Regions from separate parts of the Homo sapiens genome. Here region 2 is linked to region 1. The links are chromatin loops, found by intact Hi-C in ENCODE. Cell type or tissue: Calu3. All regions are shown on one strand. Links, peaks and the distances in the headings refer to the core of each region. The heading gives the core; the rest is flanking DNA. Region 1 overlaps IL6ST (interleukin 6 cytokine family signal transducer). Region 2 holds the start of LOC101928419 (a long non-coding RNA gene).

Region 1 (9,148 bases), core at 2,670-5,169:
TAAAAGGTAAGTTGGCTGGGCATGGTGGCTCACGCCTATAATCCCAGCACTTTGGGAGGCTGAGGCGAGTGAATCATGAGGTCAGGAGTTCAAGACCAGCCTGACCAACATGGTGAAACCCTGTCCCTAATAAAAATACAAAAATTAGCCAGGCGTGGTGGCGGCCGCCTGTAATCCCAGCTACTCAGGAGGCTGAGGCAGAGAACTGCTTGAACCTGGGAGGCGGAGGCTGCAGTGAGCCGAGGTCACACCACTGCACTCCAGCCTAGGTGACAGAGCGAGACTCCGTCTCAAAACAAAGTTCAGAAAAAAGGCAGCCATCAGGGTTTTTGCTGATAAGAAACGCAGAAATGTTAGACTCATGGGTTTCCTATCAAGTTGTAACTAAAAAATGGTGAATTTTATTGTTTATAAATTAGACCTTAAAACAAACAAAATCTGCCCAGATAAGGTATAACCAAAAGAAACGAGTGCTTAATACCTCCAAAGACATCTACAAGAATGTTTACAGAAGTTTTATTCAAAATAGATGAAAAATAAAATCAACCAAATATCTATTAACACTAGGATAAATTATGGTATATTCAAGTAATTGAATCACAGCAATGAAAAATAACAACAGATACATGCATCATGGATGAATCTCATATATAATACAGAATGAAAGAAATCAGACAGGTTGGGTGCAGTGGCCCACACCTGTCATATCAGCACTTTGGGAGGCTGAGGGGGAAGAATTGCTTGAGGCCAGGAGTTAAGAGGCCAGCCTGCACAAAATAGTGAGACCCTGACTCTACAAAAAAATTTTAAAAGAGAAAAAAGGCAAGAAAGTACGCTCTGCATGATTTATTTTACAGAAGTTCAAAAAGAGGCAAAAGTCTACGGTGTTTGGTGACAGAGGTCAGAGCAGTTGTTTTTTGTGAGGAAGGGTATAAAAGGGGACATTCTGGGTGCTGAGCATGTTCTGTATCTTGATCTGGACAGTGATAAATTCACTGAGCTGTACACTTATGAGTTCTGTTTTGCAGTATGTAACAAAAGGTAAACAAACCAAAAATTATCCCAATACCATTCTTACATATTAGTGTTGGCAAAAATATAAAAACCCAAAAAGTATCAACAGGGTGTTGTGAGACTAAGCAACGAAAGTATCGTCACACACTACAGGTTATAGTGTAAATTGGCATAAGCTTCCCAATACATTGAACACTTTAAAAATGGTCAGTTTTGTTGTTTGTAAATTAGACCTCACTTAAAAACAAAGAAAAAAGCTCTACCCAAACAAGGCAGAGAGCCAGTTCGGCAATATCAATCAAAATTAAAACACACACATTTGATTCTAATGATTCTACTTTATTTTATCCTACAGATATGAATAAAACAACACATGTACAAAGTTATTCACTGCATTGTTTTTAACAGTAAAAGGCTGAAACAACCTGATTATGATGGGACACTAGTTAAATGATGGTATACCAAAACCATGTAAATGTAAATACTTGTAGCCATTTAAAAAAAATGAGGAAGCTCTATATGTACAGAAACATAAAGTTATCTAAAATACATTGTTACATTGTTAAGGTACAGAACAACGCATTTGCTATTATTTGTGGGCAAAACAATATACAAGAAAACAAAACACACATTCGTTTTTTTATATATGCACAGTATCTCTAGGAGGATAAAAGTTCAAATACTGGCTGTGACAGGGTATTTGAGAGATCAGGGTGGTAGGGAGACGCTCCACCATATACTCTGCAGCCTTGCAATGTTGACCATGTGAATCTTTAGTACTTATGCAAAAAATAAATTTAAATTAAAAAATACTTAATGTCAGCTAGGTGCAGTGGCTCACGCCTGTAATCCCAGCACTCAGGGAGGCCGAGGTGGGTGGATCATCTGAGGTCAGGAGTTCCAGACCAGCCTGGCCTACATGGTGAAACCCCGTCCATACTAAAAATACAAAAAGTAGCTGGGCGTGGTGGTGGGCACCTGTAATCCCAGCTACTTGGGAGGCTGAGGCAGGAGAATCACTTGAACCCGGGAGGCGGAGGTTGCAGTGAACGGAGATGGCGCCACTGCACTCCAGGCTGGGCGACAGAGTGAAACTCCGTCTCAAAAAATAAATAAAATAAATAAATACTTAAGGTTCAAACTATTGGGTACTATGCTCACCAACTGGGTGACAGTTCAATCGTACTCCAAACCTCAGCATCACACAATATACTCATGTAACCTGTACATGAACTCCCTGAACCTAAAATAAAAGCTAAAATTATTAAAGACAAAATACTTAATGTGTAATTTTTTTCTTCTAAATAAAACTATTAACTCTTCTTGATGAGAAATGGCTTCCTAGTTCTGCACTTGGAACACAATATTGTTTTATTAAATATACATACTAACTTGATTTTATGCACTCCCTAATCATGTAACAGCTTGCCAGCATGCCCAGCTAATTTTTTAAAAATTTTTCTGTAAAGATGGGGGTCTCACTATGTTGCACAGGCAGGTCCCAAACTCCTGGTCTGAAGCAATCCTCCTTCTTTGGCCACCCAAAGTGCTGGAATTACAGGTGTGAGCCACTGTGCCAAGCCAAATGTACTATATTCTTGCAACAAAGCTGCTCCAGAACAAGAGGTCCATGAAAGAATTTATGATTACTTCAAAGCAATTAGATTTGTTTGAGTAGTACCATGGAACACAAGCAAAGCGAACTAGGCAAAGGTAGATTCCACATTTCACATTTAGAAAGTAATCTTTCCTAATTTTTAAAAGATTGTAATGGAGAGGTGATGAAGAAACATCTATTATGGGACTTGATTTCATAGTCCAAATCTAAGAGATGAAGACACAGTAACACTATATAAAATATTATATGCAATACAGTTAACTTCACTTGGGGCTTGCTTAAAAATTGACAGAATTATGGCCGGGTGCGGTGGCTCATGCCTGTAATCCCAGCACTTTGGGAAGCCAAGGCAGGCGGATGACAAGGTCAGGAGTTCAAGACGAGCCTAACCAATATGATGAAGCCCCGTCTCTAATAAAAATACAAAAATTAGCCGGGCATGGTGGCGCACACCTATAGTCCCAGCTACTCAGGAGGCTGAGGTAGGAGAATCACTTGAACCTGGGAGGCGGAGGTTGCAGCGAGCCAAGATCGTGCCATTGCACTCCAGCCTGGGTGACAGAGCGAGACTCCATCTCAAAAAAATAAAAAAAAAAATTGACAGAATTGACAGTAGTTTGCTTATTTTTTCCCTCCTTTCCTTCTGTTGATACTAATATTTAATTTAAAATTATATTAATAGCACTATTACCTCACCTCTTGCAGAGTTTTCTATGCATATATTATAACCATACATTGCATACACTAACCTTCCTTGAAATTTGCAGGTAACTTGAGAAGCTTCTATGAAGCCAAAACCTAACTAGTAACCATAAATACAGGAAAGATTATTTCTGAAAACCAAAAGCTGTAATCATTCCTCAACTATGGTGATATAACATGGTAGTGTGCCGAAAGGAGCTAGATGATGTATAACAAGTATTGCTACTTTTAATGTTAGAGAAACAAAGTTCATAAATGATTTATTTAAAATAGAATAAATTCAAGATTATCCCTATAGTTGTTCATTCTCATTTACTTTCATTTCCATATGTTTTCTCAAGTGAGAGAAAAAGCAGTAGAGTTACAATGGATAAATATTTAATGGTTAGGCTCTTTATAAATTATTTTTGTCACCTATGGATTGTGATTTTTTTTTCATTTTCTAACTTAACCTAAGGATGAAATAAAAAGCACGAATATATTTAGATTTACATTGCATGTGAAAAAGAATGTCAATATAAACTTTGTTACTATGGTAACATTACTATTACAATTGTAGAACAGTATATGAACTAAAATTGCCAAATAGAAGGCAAAATAATGCTTGTTGAATTAATAAGTTGCGTGGGGATCAAGATGAAGAAAATTTCTATATATCTTTCACAGTACAGTGTTACTGTGAATAAACTGCCAGAAGTTGGTAATACCTACACAAAATTAACTAATTATTAAATTAGTTTTTAAATTATCCACTCTGTTCTCTTCCATTAGTATCAATTATGAGTTCATAACAATTAACACTAGGATATTATTTTACATTACACAAAATGTTGTCACATAAATTATTTCACTTTAGTCTCCTAATATCCTAAAGAATCAGGTGAGTAGGGCAGGGATTATTTATTGGAACTTTGTAAAATAAAAAAACAAAAAATTCAGACAAGATCAATTACTTACCCAAATCACAAAATTAGTAAGTGAAGGAGTAGGGATTTGAAGCTAAGTCTTCTACTTCTAAATGTCATGCTTTTTCCATTGGGTTTCACTGTAAAGAGAGGAGAGTCTTGTTCAGAAGGCTGGCTTTGATAATTTTATTATATGTGTACTTTAAAAATCCCCATCTGCTCTTAGGCTTTTGGGTTTGCAGAAAGTATCCTACTTTAGATATGTTCTGAGCTTCAGAATAAAATAAACCCATAAACACTTGTATAAGAGTATTCAAATATTCTAGTGCTTTTTTTTTTTTTTTTTGAGACAATGTCTCACTCCCATCACCAGGCTGCAGTGCAGTAGCACAATTACAGCTCACTGCAGCTTGAACTTCCCAGGCTCAGGTAATTCTCCCACCTCAGCCTCCCGAGTAGCTGGGACTAGAGATGGCACCATCATGCCTAGCTAATTTTTTTATTTTTAGTACAGATAGTGTTTTGCCATGTTGCCCAGGCTGAGCTCAAAGGGATCTGCCCACCTCAGACTCCCAAAGTGTTGGGATTACAGGCATGAGCCACCGCGCCCAGCCCTAGTGCTATGATTTGATATACGCTTGCAAACATTATTGGCTCACCCACACCTAATGCAAACTTCCCTGACGTCTATGTAATGTCACAGAAACATGACAGGAACATTTATGACAGACGGAGTTCTTTAACAATCACATATTTCTTCTTCTACTAGCACTAAATTAAGCCTGCTAACAACTATTCTATGTAACCAGAGATAAAAATCCATTTTAAGATTTGTTCACTTAAATTCTAGCTTAAGTACTAGTGCTCCTCTTTGAAATACAACAAGTAACTTCAAACTTAGGCAAGGAGTTGAATCTTCCATTATTGTTTCATACACATTAAGCCTTTGATATAACTTAATAACACATAAGGAATTAAATTTATAAAAATATTTTTTAAATGTCTAATGAAAAGAAACTGAAAAAATGCCATGTGAAAGTGCACTATAATCCCACCAAGAGATAACTACCATGAACATTTTGGTGGATATTCTTGCAAAATTTTTTATACATGTATTATATAACTTTACATTGTATAAATATACACACTTTTCTATTTTACAAAGATGGGATCATGTAAGTGAGAAATGTTTTATAACCTTTTTCACTTAACACTACATAGTGGACATCTTCATAAGTTAATATATAGAGAGTAATTCCTTGTAGCCTTTGCTCAAATTCACCTCCTCATAGAGATCTTCCCTAACCACCCTGTGTTTCTTATACCCCTTTACTGATTTTTTTTTTTTCTACAACACTTAACACCTTCTAAAATAGGCTAGCAAACATTTTCTGTAAAGGGCCAGATAATAAATATTTTAGATTTCGTGGGCTTTAAGTTCTCTCTTGCAATTAGTTAACTCCGTTATTAAAGTGCAAAAGCAGCCATACACAATATGTAAATAAGTGGGCATAGGTATATTCCCATGCAACTTTATTTATAAAAATGGCTGCAAGCTGGATTTGGCTTATGGGCTATAGTTTGCCAACCCCTGTTCTAAATACAATATAATTAAATTAATTTTCTTTTTGTTTGTTATGGGCTGAACTGTTCCCCCCAAAAAATATGTTGAAGTCTTAACCCCAGTAGCACAAAATGTTACTCTATGGGCAGATTTAATTGGATGTTATAGTGGAGTATAATAGGCCTTTAGTACAATATGACTGGTGTCTTTAAAGAGACAGAGCCAGGAAGAATACCATGTGAATACACAGGCAGAGATTGGAGTTATGCAGCTGTAAGCTAAGGAATCTCAACGACGATGGCTACCACCAGAAGCTAGGAGAGGCAAAGGAAGATTCTATCCAAAGTCTCAAAAGGACTTCTAGCCTCCAAAACCTTGAGAGAATAAATTTGTTGTTTTGAGCCACCCAATTTGTGGTACAGGTTGAACATCCCAAATCTAAAAACTGAAATGCTCTAATTCCAAAACGTTTTGAGCTCTGGCATTTTGGATTTCAGATTTTAGGATTTGGGATGCTTAACTTTAAGTATATAATGCAAATACAACACAAACTGAAAAAAAAAAATCCAAAATCCAATATACTTCTGTTACTAAGTATTTCAGGTAAGGGATACTGTAACAAAGGGATGCTCTATTACAGTAGCCCCTAGGAAACTAACACATAGTGTGTGTCCCCAAAATAGAAGGTAAGTGAAGAGTGGAATGGCTAGGCCCTACGGCAGGTGTGTGCTTGGCTATATCTTCTTTGATGATGTGTCTGTTCAAACATATTGATCAACTGGGTTTCCTGTTTTCTCATTAAGTTTTGAAAGTTCTAAGAAGATATTCTGGCCTTTATTAGAAAATGGATTTACGCATTATTTTCTTGTATGCTTGTCTTTTCATTCTTTTAACAGTATCTTTTGACGAATAGGAGGTTTAATTTTAATAAAGTTCAATTCATCAATTTGTGTTTTTGATGTATCTAAGAAGTCTTTGCTTAATCTAAAATCATAAAGGGCCCGACGCAGTAGCTCACACTTGTAATCCCATCACTTTGGGAGGCCGAAGTGGGTAGATCACCTGAGTTCAGAAGTTCGAGACCAGCCTGGGTATATGGTGAAACCCTGTCTCTACTAAAATATTTTAAAAATTAGCCGGGTGTGGTGGTGCACATCTGTAATCCCAGCTACACAGGAAGCTGAGGCAAGAGAACTGCTTGAACCCGGGAGGCAGAGGAGGCTGCAAGTGAGCAGAGATAGCACCACTGCACTCCAGCCTGGGTGACAAAATGAGACTCCTTCTCAAAAAAAAAAAAATATAAAAAATAAAAATAAAGTCAAAAAGGTTTTTTCCTACAAGTTTTATAGTTTTAGGGTCATTTAGGTCTCAGTTATTTCAAGTTAATATTTATGTGTGGTGTCAAGCTGAAATTTGAGTTCATTTTGTATATACGGATAATTGTTTCAAAACTATTTGCTGAAAAAATTATCCTTTCTCAAGTGAATTGCCTTTGCGTCTTTCTTAAAAATCAGTTGTTCACAGGTGTGGGTCTATTTGGCTACTCTCAATTCCAGGGTGGGCAAGCTTTTCATGTATGAGGTAGGAGGTAAATATTCTAGGTTTGTGAGCCATAAGGTCTCTATTGGAGCTACCAATCTACTGTTACGACACAAAAGCAACCATAGAAAATACATAAACAAACAGGGGTGGCTGTGTTCTAACAGTACTTTATGAAAACAGAAGGTAGGATGACTCCTACTCTATTTGTTCCACTGATCAATTTGCTTATTTATATGCTACCACCACACTGTCGTGATGACTTTAGCCTTATAAATCTTGAAATCAATATTCTGTGTGCACTTAAAAAGCACTGCTGCTGCTGGTAGAGTGTTACATAAATGGTCATTACGTGAATTTGGTTGATAGTGTTCAAATCTTCCATATCCTTACTGATTTTCTGACTACTACTTCTATCATTGTTCAAAAAGGGATATTGAAATCCCTGAATATAACTGTGGATTTACTTCTCCTTGCAGTTTTTACCCTGTTGTGTTTTGAAACTATGTTATTTGGTAGATCCTTTTGATAAATTGACCCTTTTATCATTAGGAAATGCCCTTCTTTACCACTGGTAACATTCTCTGAAATCTACTTTGATATTACTATAGCCAATTCTGTCTTACTTTGATTAGTGTTATCATGACATATCCTCTCCCATTCTTTTTTGTTTAATCTGTATGTTTCTTCATATTTAAGTGGCATCTTTAGGGGGTAGGCAGCATGTGGTTGTATCCAATCTGATAATCTCTGCTTTCCAATTGGGTGTTCAGACCATTTACATTTAATATAATTTGTGATATGATTAGGTTTAAAGCTATCAGCTTCATATTTGTTTTCTTCTTGACTGTTCTTTGTTCCTGTTTACTTTTCTGCATTTATTTTTCTTAATTATTTTTTATTCTCTTTTCCTTGTTAGCTAATAAGCTATAATTCTTTGTTTTCTTATTGGTTGCTTTAGGTTTATAGTGTACATCTTTAACTTTTCACAATCTATCTTCAAGTAATATTATGTCACCTCAGGCATAGTATATAATAGTATACTTCCATTTCTCCCCCCAGACCTTTGTGCTATTTTAGCATATATTTTACTTTTGCATATATTAAAACTTCACATTGGTAGCTCCCACCTGAAATCCCATCACTCTGGGAGGCCAAGGCAGGAGGATCACTTAAGCCCAGAAGTTTAAGATCAGGTTGGGCAATATAGTAAGACTCTCGCCTCTACAAAAAATAAAAAGTTAGACAGCTGTGGTGGTGCATGCCTGTTGTCCCAGCTACTCAGGAGGCTGAGGTGAGAGGACTGCTTGAGCCTTGGAGGTCGAGGCTGCAGTGAGTTGTGGTTGCACTACTGCATTCCAGCCTGGGTGACAGAGTGAGACTGGCACATATTTACTCGTGTGGTTACCATTTCTAGAGCTTTTAATTCCTTTGTATAGATCCGTATTTCCATCTGGTATCATTTTCCTTGGGCCTGAAAAACTGCCTTTAACATTTTTTTGTAGTATGGTTAGAGAAAAGTCTAAATAGATTTGAAAACAAAACCAAAGTGTGAATGCTAACAAGTATTTAGCCTAAAATAAGCACAGTTCAAAATGAGAAAAGATACTGCTAATTACTATATTAACAGACCAAAGGAAAATGACAGGGTCATTCCAACAGATGTTTGAAAAGCATCTGATAACATTCAACAACTGTTCATCTAAAACTTAAAAATAACAACAAAGTGTCAGAAAACTAAGACTGAAAGAGACCATCCTTACCTTGGTGAAGGATAACAAAGATGATACAGGGACTCTAGAACCA
Region 2 (9,148 bases), core at 2,548-5,047, 140 kb after region 1:
CTGCCACCACACTCCAGCCTGGGCAATGGAGCGAGACCCTGTCTCAAAAAACAAAAACTAAACAAACAAAACCTGTGTGTGTGTCTATATGCGTATTTTGGTATGTGCAGTGAGGTCAGAGCCAATTTGACTGTTTTTGTAATTACATAGCCAACTTTTCTCAACACCATTTTTTTTTTTTTTGAGACATAGTCTTGCTCTGTTGCCAGGCTGGAGTGCAGTGGTGCAATCTCAGCTCACTGAAACCTCCGACTCCCTGGTTCAAGCTATTCTCCTGCCTCAGCCTCCCGAGTAGCTGGGATTACAGGCACGGGCCACCACACCCAGCTAATTTTTGTATTTTTAGTAGAGACAGGGTTTCATCATGTTGGCCAGGATGGTTTCGATCTCCTGATCCGCCGTCCTCGGCCTCCCAAAGTGTTGGAATTACAGGCGTGAGCCACCGCACCAAGCCCTCTTAACACCATTTCTTCATGTGGTGGGATTATATTTTAAGATCCTGATCTCTATACATATTTTCTACCTCGCCTCTTTCCCCTATTTAAGGGGATGGTTGACTTTGTGCTCAACCTCAGGGGAGGAATATTGCAAAGTCAGGAAGGGAAAAGTATTTTTGCTTTCAAAAGCCAAGCTTGGGACTGAGAGCAACTTCAGAGCAAAGGGAAAATACTTAACTAAACATCTGAATGGAAATGGCTCCCCCAGCACTGGAAAGGTGGTCCCCCTTCAATGGACGAGGTGGGACAGCTGGGCATGGTGGCTCACACCTGTAATCCCACCACTTTGGGAGGCCAAGGCAGGCGGATCACGAGGTCAGGAGATCGAGACCATCCTGGCTAACACGGTGAAACCCTGTCTCTACTAAAAATACAAAACATTAGCTGGGCGTAGTGGCACATGCCTGTAATCCCAGCTACTCGGGAGGCTGAGGCAGGAGAATTGCTTGAACCTGGGAGGCAGAGGTTGCAGTGAGCCAAGATCGCGCCACTGCTACTCTAGCCTGGGCGACAGAGGGAGACTCCGTCTCAAAAAAAAAAAAAAAAAAAAGATGGTGTGACAAGAGCATAAAGGACCACTGGACTCAGGAGCAAAGGGGTCAAGAACCTTGCTTCACTAGCAGAGATACTAGGAGCGAGGGATGGGGAATGTCTGTGGTTTGTCTAGGCAATGGGACCACAGGCAGGCCAAGATGGCGCCCGTGCCCAAGCACAGCACTGACACAGCTGAACATCATCTGACCTGAAGGGATAAGGACAGAAGACGAGGGGCCATCCTCCATCTCTATTCCTATACACCCATTGTATAAAATTCCAGAACCAAGGCACACACAATAAGGCAAGTGGGGTGGGGGGCTTTAAAAGACGAGTTTAGGTTTCCTACTAATCTAGTGAGATAACTCAAAAATAGAAATTAGGTTAAATTATAGATAAAAATCATTATAACTTTTAAAACTCTGGGCTGTAAAATAACATAAATACTTGATATAGTAAGTGTTCCACCACTTTTTTTTTTTTTTTTTGAGATGGAGTCTCACTCTGTCACTAGGTTGGGGTGCAGTGGCACAATCTCGGCTCACTGCAACCTCCGCCCCTGGGGTTCAAGCGATTCTCCTGCCTCAGCCTCCCGAGTAGCTGGGACTACAGGCGCCCGCCACCACACCCAGCTAATTTTTGTATTTTTAGTAGAGATGAGGTTTCACCATGTTGGCCAGGCTGGTCTCGATCTCCTGACCTCGTGATCCACCCGCCTGGGCCTCCCAAAGTGCTGGGATTACAGGAGTGAGCCACCACACCCGGCCAGTGTTCCACCACTTTTTAAAAAAGATTGTATGCTCCACGTGGGAGGGGAATGGGAGCCTTTCACTCACTGTGTGGTTCTGGCACATATAGAGGCTCCCAACAAGAAGGTCGAATAAATTGGTACTTTTGTGATACTGCTTTCTTTATTGTACCAAAGACAAAATAATTCTGGGTAGAATTAGACCCTGAATTTTTTTAACTCTGTGAGTAGAAATAAGAATTTCCACTATTCATTTAAAGAGCACCTACTGTTTTCTAGGAGGTCAAGGCTTGGCTTTGTCTTGGATGAAGGACTCTGCCTGTGTTTTGGTAACCTGTCCCAGTGGGTTTTTAAGTGTGCCTAATGTACAGCAAATACTTCGATCTAAAACAGAAGTTTGAGAAGCTGAAGCTTAGCTGAAGCATATAAAAAGTCAACTTGCTGGGAGATAGAGTTGCATCTCTGAAGATTATGTTTACTCTAAAAAAATGTTTCTTAAGTGTAGATTTATAGCTGCTCTGTGCCTATGCATTATTATTTTTGGAAGCTGTGGACTTGTAGTAGCTTAGGCAGTTGCCAGCAGGAGATCAGAGTTTGAGAGCTTGGAGGTGGCCTAAAGACGATTAGCCCTGGCCATCAGGTCATCCTGGAAAATACTGTGAAAAGGTACTGGACGTTTGATTCTACACATAGTTGTATTCAAGATTGAATAAACTAGGCCAGGCACGGTGGCTAACATCTAGAATCCCAGCACTTCGGGAGGCTGAGGTGGGTGGATCACTTGAGGTCAGGAGTTCAAGACCAGTCTGGCCAACATGGTGAAACCCCTAATCTACTAAAAAAAAAACAAACCCAAAATTAGCCAGGCATGGTGGCGCACACCTGTAGTCCCAGCTACTCGGGAGGCTGAGACAGGAGAATCGCTTGAACCAGGGAGGTGGAGGTTGCAGTGAGCTGAGATCGTGCCACTGCACTCCAGCCTGGGTGACAGGGTGAGACTCTGTCTCCAAAAATAAAAGATTGAATAACTATATTTTGGATTAAGTACTGATGTCACAAAACTATGTTCTGATTTTTTTCTGGGGGTGTAGGGAGAGGCAAAGGGCAAAGGGCAAGTTGACATTCCTTTTTTGAGATACGGTCTCACTCTGTCACCCAGGCTGGAGTGCAGTGGTACAATCACAGTTCACTGCAACCTTCACCTCCTGGGCTCAAGCAATCCTCACATGTCAGCCCCCTGAGTAGCTGGGACTACAGGCATGTACCACTATGTCCGGCTAATGTTTGTATTTTTTGTAGAGATGGGGTTTCGCCATGTTGCCAAGGCTGCTCTCGAACTCCTGGGCTCAAGGGATTCATCTGCCTCAGCCTCCCAAAGTGCTGGGATTACAGGTGTGAGCCTGGCCCACATTCCTATGAATGGGGTCTTCTGTGCAAAGAATGACTATCCCTCTGGTAAGTCACTCGGGAAATGGGCAGTCCTGGGGCAGGAAAGGAGGTCATGGAAGACCTCTCCTCAGCCTTGTGCAGGGCCTGAACCTTGGGCAGAAGGGCACTTCTGAGAGGGCCAGGTGGTCTCTCAGGCCTGGAGGCAGCCTGGCAGCTGGACAGAGAAGGGCTGGGTTGGGTATATCTGTGAACGGGGTTGGACATGAGTATTTGGAGAGCATATATGTATGTATATTGTGTGGCCCCAGAATTACCAGGTACAGATTGTATCTTCTGTCAATTAAACACCTTTTTCCTGTTATGCTAGAAGCAGCAATTTTATAACACGTAATAGGGCCATGTATTTTTCAACACAGTGATCAATCACACTGCATATTTGAATGTGGCAGATGTGATTAGTTCCATTCTATGTGAGAGAGGTCTCCAGGAGACATTTATTCTGAAACAGGACGGGTCCCCAGCAGATTATGTCCTCCCATTTAGACAGTGTATTGCCAATAAATTCAGCAGATGGAGGGCTGGATGTTGATCTAGTCAGGCTTACCAACATGTGATGATTCACTCAGAAGCTTTGTGAAATACTCCTTCATGACAATTACTAAGACCGACTGTTTAAATTCCTCTGACCATCAACATGGAAGCGATCCAGAAGAACAGGGTTTTGCTGAGTAACGAGGGGAGCATATAGATAATCTCTAATATACTCATGTCCTTGGGGCCAGTCTGTGGTACCTAATTTCAAGTTGTCTAAACTTTAGCTCCTTCTTATCTCTAAGCTTCAGGATGTCCTGCAAACACAGCCAATCTGCCTCAGCTGTCACAGCAGGGGGCTAAAGGGCAGGGCCCATGATTCAGAAGGAATTCAGCAGAGACAAGAGTGGGCGGATGTGGTGGCCGCTGAATGGCAGGAGATAATGGGTCCAAGGATGCAGCGTTGGTTGAGCTATCAGTGACTGAGGAATGATTAATGAAACATGTAAACATTCCCCAGAGAATTCCCAGAAATACACAGAGAGCAGGACTTGGTAACAGACTTTCCTCTCTGAAGACAAGTAAACTGCATATTAAAGCGGACTGTGACCTCATAGACTGATGAAATTTGAAACACTTAAGCTACATATGCTGCTTCTGGGTTATGTGTTCTGTGTCATATCTTAGGTAAGTACTACAATGTTTTAAGTACCATAGACTTATGATGTGTTTTACTATCTGGGAGGCCTAGTTCTTCATATTTTCCTTCTACCTCTTTTTATTACTACTTTACTTTTCTTTCCTTTTCACAAAAACTTTCAATAGGAAAAACTTTCACTAAAAAAGAGAAGAAGGAAAGGGAAATCACAATTATTGTAAATACTTAAAGCACATAAACCTGTGCAAACTTTGAAAAATTAAACTATTTATTTTTGTTTTTTTTAATTTTTTTTTGAGACGGAGTCTCGCTCTGTCATCCAGGCTGGAGTGCAGTGGCACAATCTCAGCTCACTGCAACCTCTGCCTCTCAGGTTCAAGCAATTCTCCTGCCTCAGCCTCCGGAGTAGCTAGGATTACAGGCGTGCGCCACCACGCCCGGCTAATTTTTGTATTTTTAGTAGAGACAGGGTTTCACCATGTTGGCCAGGTTGGTCTTGAACTCCTGACCTTGTGATCTACCTGCCTCAGCCTCCCAAAGTGCTGGGATTATAGATGTGAGCCACTGTGCCTGGCCCTGAAAAATTCAACTATTAACAGAAGCTTATAGCTTCAGCATGAAGGCAGAATTTCATGTTTTGCTGCAGAAAACGTGGAAAAAAATGGAGGCTAGGATTTGATCAGTACATGAGGCCTCTGAATTGAGTACTGGATTGGAAAGGACTCTTCTGGATATTTTACTTCCTTTTGAACTCTCCTTATCTTTGTACTTTCTTTTTTCCCCTTAGTTTTACTTTCCACCATGAGGCCTAGAGAATTGGATTTTCTTTGCTAAGTGGGTGGTATTGCAAAATGGGAACTATTCTGTTCAAAGCTGGTTCTAGGAGTGTTTTGAAGTAGATGAACTTTCCCTCAGCCTGCCTTTCTGAAATTTGTTCTTTTTTTAAAAAATGGTTAATTCACTTTTTTCCTAATGTAGCTTATGTTCTTCTACTTTCTTACTTGCTTAGGATCAACATCTGCTCTTAGGAAAACACTTACTTTTTTCTTTTTTCTTTTTTTTTTTCAGACAGAGTCTTGCTTGCTTAGTAACCCAGGCTGGAGTGCAATGGCGCGATCTTGGCTCACTGCAACCTCTGCCTCTTGGGTTCAAGCGATTCTCCTGCCTCAGCCTCCTGAGTAGCTGGGATTATAGGTGTCCGCCACCACACCTGGCTAATTTTTGTATTTTCAGTAAAGATGGGTTTCGCCATGTTGGCCAGGCTGGTCTCAAACTCCTGACCTCAAGTGATCCACCCATCTCGGCCTCTCAAAGTGCTGGGATTATAAGTGTGAGCCACCACACTGGCTGGAAAATGTCTACTTTCAATGATTTATACTTTAATTTTACTTAAAGTCATTTAACCATCTCCAACTTCTGAGACCTATGTAGAACTCCCCATTTTTTCCCTGAGTTAAAAGAATTTCAGGTATTAATAGAGAAGATTAGCGTGGCCCCTGCGCAGGGATGACACACAAATTTGTGAAGTATTCCATATTTTATAAAATAATTTTTAAAAAAAGAATTTCAGGTATCTGGGAGTAGGAGGTGCTTTCTTGGGGCATCTAAAATTATGATAAGTAGGCTGGGCACGGTGGCTCACGCACGTAATCCCAGCACTTTGAGAGGCCGAGGCGGGCGGGTCACCTGAGGCCAGGAGTTCAAGACCAGCCTGGCCAACATGGTGAAACCCTGTCTCTAATAAAAATACAAAAGTAAGCTGGGCATGGTGGCAGGAGCCTGTAGTTCCAGCTACTTGGGAGGTTGAGGCAAGGGAATCGCTTGGACCTGGGAGGTGGAGGTTGCAGTGGGCTGAGGTTGCACCACTGCACTCCAGCCTGGGCATCAAAGCGAGACTCCATCTCAAAAAAATAGATAAAATAAAATAAAATAAAATAAAATAATTACAAGTAAGGGGCTAATTTTGCACTTCAATACAAGAGGATAAAGAAACCAGAGTGCTCAAGTCTATACTTATTTTTGATAGTCTTGTTTGTTGTTATATTTTTCTTACATTTCCATTGACTCAGTGCCTAACCAAAACAGTTTAGATAAGCAGGGCATTATAGATGAAAAGCTACAAGTTTGAAAGACAGGTGTACAAATCTTCATTTAGTATCTAACTAGCTCTGACAGAAGTCTTTTTACCTTTTTGGACCTAGCTTCCTTTTTCAGACAATACATCTTTGATGATCGAAAACAACAACAACCTGATACAGTTCCTTGCAGTTCTAAAAGCCCAATAGTCCAGAATACAAAGTCTCTATTATGTTCTTCTCTGGATAAAAGAACTTGTGGACTTTATAACATAATCCAAGAATGAAGAAAAAAAAAACAACCAAAACCTACCTTTAGGAACAAAGAGGGCACATAGCAGGAAGCTGAAATACAGAACGTCTTCTGAGAACACAGAGAACATTTAGCAAAAAGTGGAAAATCTGACAACACTGTACAGTCGCAGTCTTCCTCTCCATAACAATAATTTTTTCTCCTCTCACTAAAATAGAGCAATTTTTATTGTCACAAGCCCATGTGTATTACTGGCAATAGGGATATAGCTGTATAGGACACCTCCTTAAACATCTCCTTTATTTTAAGATTCAGTTAGGGGGAAATGACTAGTTTCCCAGCACTTTCTGGTTACCATGGATACCTGTCATCCACATCCAGAGCCTGCAGGTTACACTCAGGGACTCTTGCCAGCTCATGAATAATATCGCTGAAGCCCGCTGCCGCTGCGATATGTACACATGTCTTCCCACTCTCATCATCATAGTTGATTATGGACGGCCCCTGGTGATGGCTCAGAATGATGGAGCACAGAATCCTATTTCCACTCTGGAAAAGAGAGTCAAAGAAAGCCCATTATGTACAATCCAGTGTTCTTCTCTGTCTAGGCATGTTAAGATAAAAATACAAAGGAAAAAAAGGAAAGAAAGAAAGAAAGAAAAAAGATGAAAAGAGAAAAGGAAATGGAAAAAAAAGAATAAAAATACACTCTATCTAAGCTCTCCAACAAGTGTCCACTTGTCTCAAGTCACTGCAGAGATTTTTGTCTCCCACAGGAGCTAAATTGTCTTCCATAACTAGTGAACGAAGGATGGATTGAAATTAAATACAGGTGCAATGGACTGACGTCAGAGCTAGAGTGATCGGTGGGCCACCTAGACAACAACTTGCTCATTAGGTCTGATCATTTGTGTCCCCATTTGCTGTAGAGGCTGACCACCAAGAAACTGACAGAGTTCATCTTAATGTTAAAGAAGTGACTATGATGAGTACTGATTGGTGGCGCAGTGATGCACTTAAAAAGCTTGTTTCGGGGTAGGGCCAAGGAGCAGGGGGCTGAGAATTTGTCCCAGGGAGCCTGGGAAGCAGAACTGTCTGAGCAGAGGCTACAGTCTTGTATCAGACTTCGTTTACAAAAACAATTAAAAGATAAAGTGAGAATTTCCAGATGGGGACTACAGAACATTATGCCTTAAGCACAGGGTCCCATCTGAGTACCAGACCCTCTGTGGCTGCACTGGTTACATATCCATAAAGCAATCTCTGGCTACAAACTTTTTCTTTCTCTTCCTATCATCTTCCCTTTTGCGTCTTCTTCCTCCATCCATCTTTCCTTTGTCTAACAATGATTTTAAATAACTTTGACCCATTGTTTATATTCTATGGCATGCCTGTCCTTAGAAGTCAGCTAAAGCTTACTTAGGTGACTTAGAAGTCACCTAAAGTTTAGGTGAGCACACCTAAGCTTTCATGCCTTTATCAACTTTTCTATGTTTGTTTCACTTCATGCTAGTTAGACATACATCGAAGGAGTCTGAAATACATTTTAGATAGTCAAGAGACACTTTTCTTTAAAAGCAGTAGCCATTCAATAAGGAAAATAGAAGCAAAAAGAGTGTCAGCACAACAATTCTTTTTTGTTTACAATTTCCTGGAAGAGTAAAGGAATTCAAGCTGTCAAGGTGGTTCAAAGGCCAAAACACCCTGTTCATAGTTTCCCCTCTTGGTAGAAGAAGAAGCATTAAGTGCAGATGGAGAAAACAAAACCCCACACTCGTACTCTCTTCCTTTCGCCTCCCTCGCCCCTGGGGTGGAGTCATTCTGGAAGTGGTAAACTGAAATAGAGGCTGCTGCTTCTGGGATCCTGCCAGCCAGTCCCAGGCAGCAGGTCTCTTGGTAGCTGGGGTACTGTTGACAGCCTCTCTGGATAAGTAAAGACAGACTCCATACCTTTACTCTTTTCCTTTTGTCCTAAATTCTCCAAACAATTCCTTTGTCTCTATACCTGAATCTCACTTATAGCACCATTGTTTGTATTTTACTTTTCTTTGTAAGAAGATCCTCCCAGGAAGAATGGTGACAACTGTATTTACTGTGTGATCGTCTGGGCCTGGCACCTTTCTAAGCCATTTCATGTACTAACTCATGAACAACAATCCCACAAGGTTGGTACTATTATTGTCCTCATATTGTACAGGAGACAATGAAGGCATAAGGGATTAAGAAATTTGCCCTCTGTCACGGCTGAGAATGAGCAGATCCAGGATTGACTGTGGAGGCATTGGACTTCACCACTATACTATTCTGTCTGTGATTAAAAAGAATGGTCTATTAATTTGATCCTGCATGTTCATACTGGAGGAACTAAAGTGAAAACTGTTTAGACCTACATCAGTACCAGTGACGTGTGCCTCACCAACTGAGACCTCCTTTACAGTTAATCTTTGGGTACTTTAAGAGTTT

Evidence for each region. Peaks named below come from ENCODE experiments on the same cell type or tissue, not always from the same donor. Only the 100,000 strongest peaks of a DNase experiment are listed, where the experiment ranks them.
Region 2: it touches region 1 in a loop (2.7-fold over the local background); 12 of 110 quality-filtered maps call a loop at or near these places.

The regions. Positions count from the first base shown.
Region 1 is chr5:55,978,433-55,987,580 of GRCh38, forward strand. IL6ST (interleukin 6 cytokine family signal transducer) reads right to left here. Exons shown (of 17, transcript NM_002184.4): 2 at 4,292-4,379. Among named protein-coding and RNA genes, the nearest start is that of IL6ST, 12 kb to the right of the region's middle. In Calu3, for the core only: no CTCF peak of the experiment used is centred there; no DNase peak of the experiment used is centred there.
Region 2 is chr5:56,119,873-56,129,020 of GRCh38, forward strand. ANKRD55 (ankyrin repeat domain 55) reads right to left here. Exons shown (of 12, transcript NM_024669.3): 8 at 7,050-7,234. LOC101928419 (a long non-coding RNA gene) reads left to right here and starts at 4,229. Exons shown (of 2, transcript XR_241794.2): 1 at 4,229-4,386; 2 at 6,559-9,148. It also overlaps the pseudogene RNU6-299P. RefSeq lists a silencer at 2,400-2,572. In Calu3, for the core only: no CTCF peak of the experiment used is centred there; a DNase peak (open chromatin) is centred at 4,109.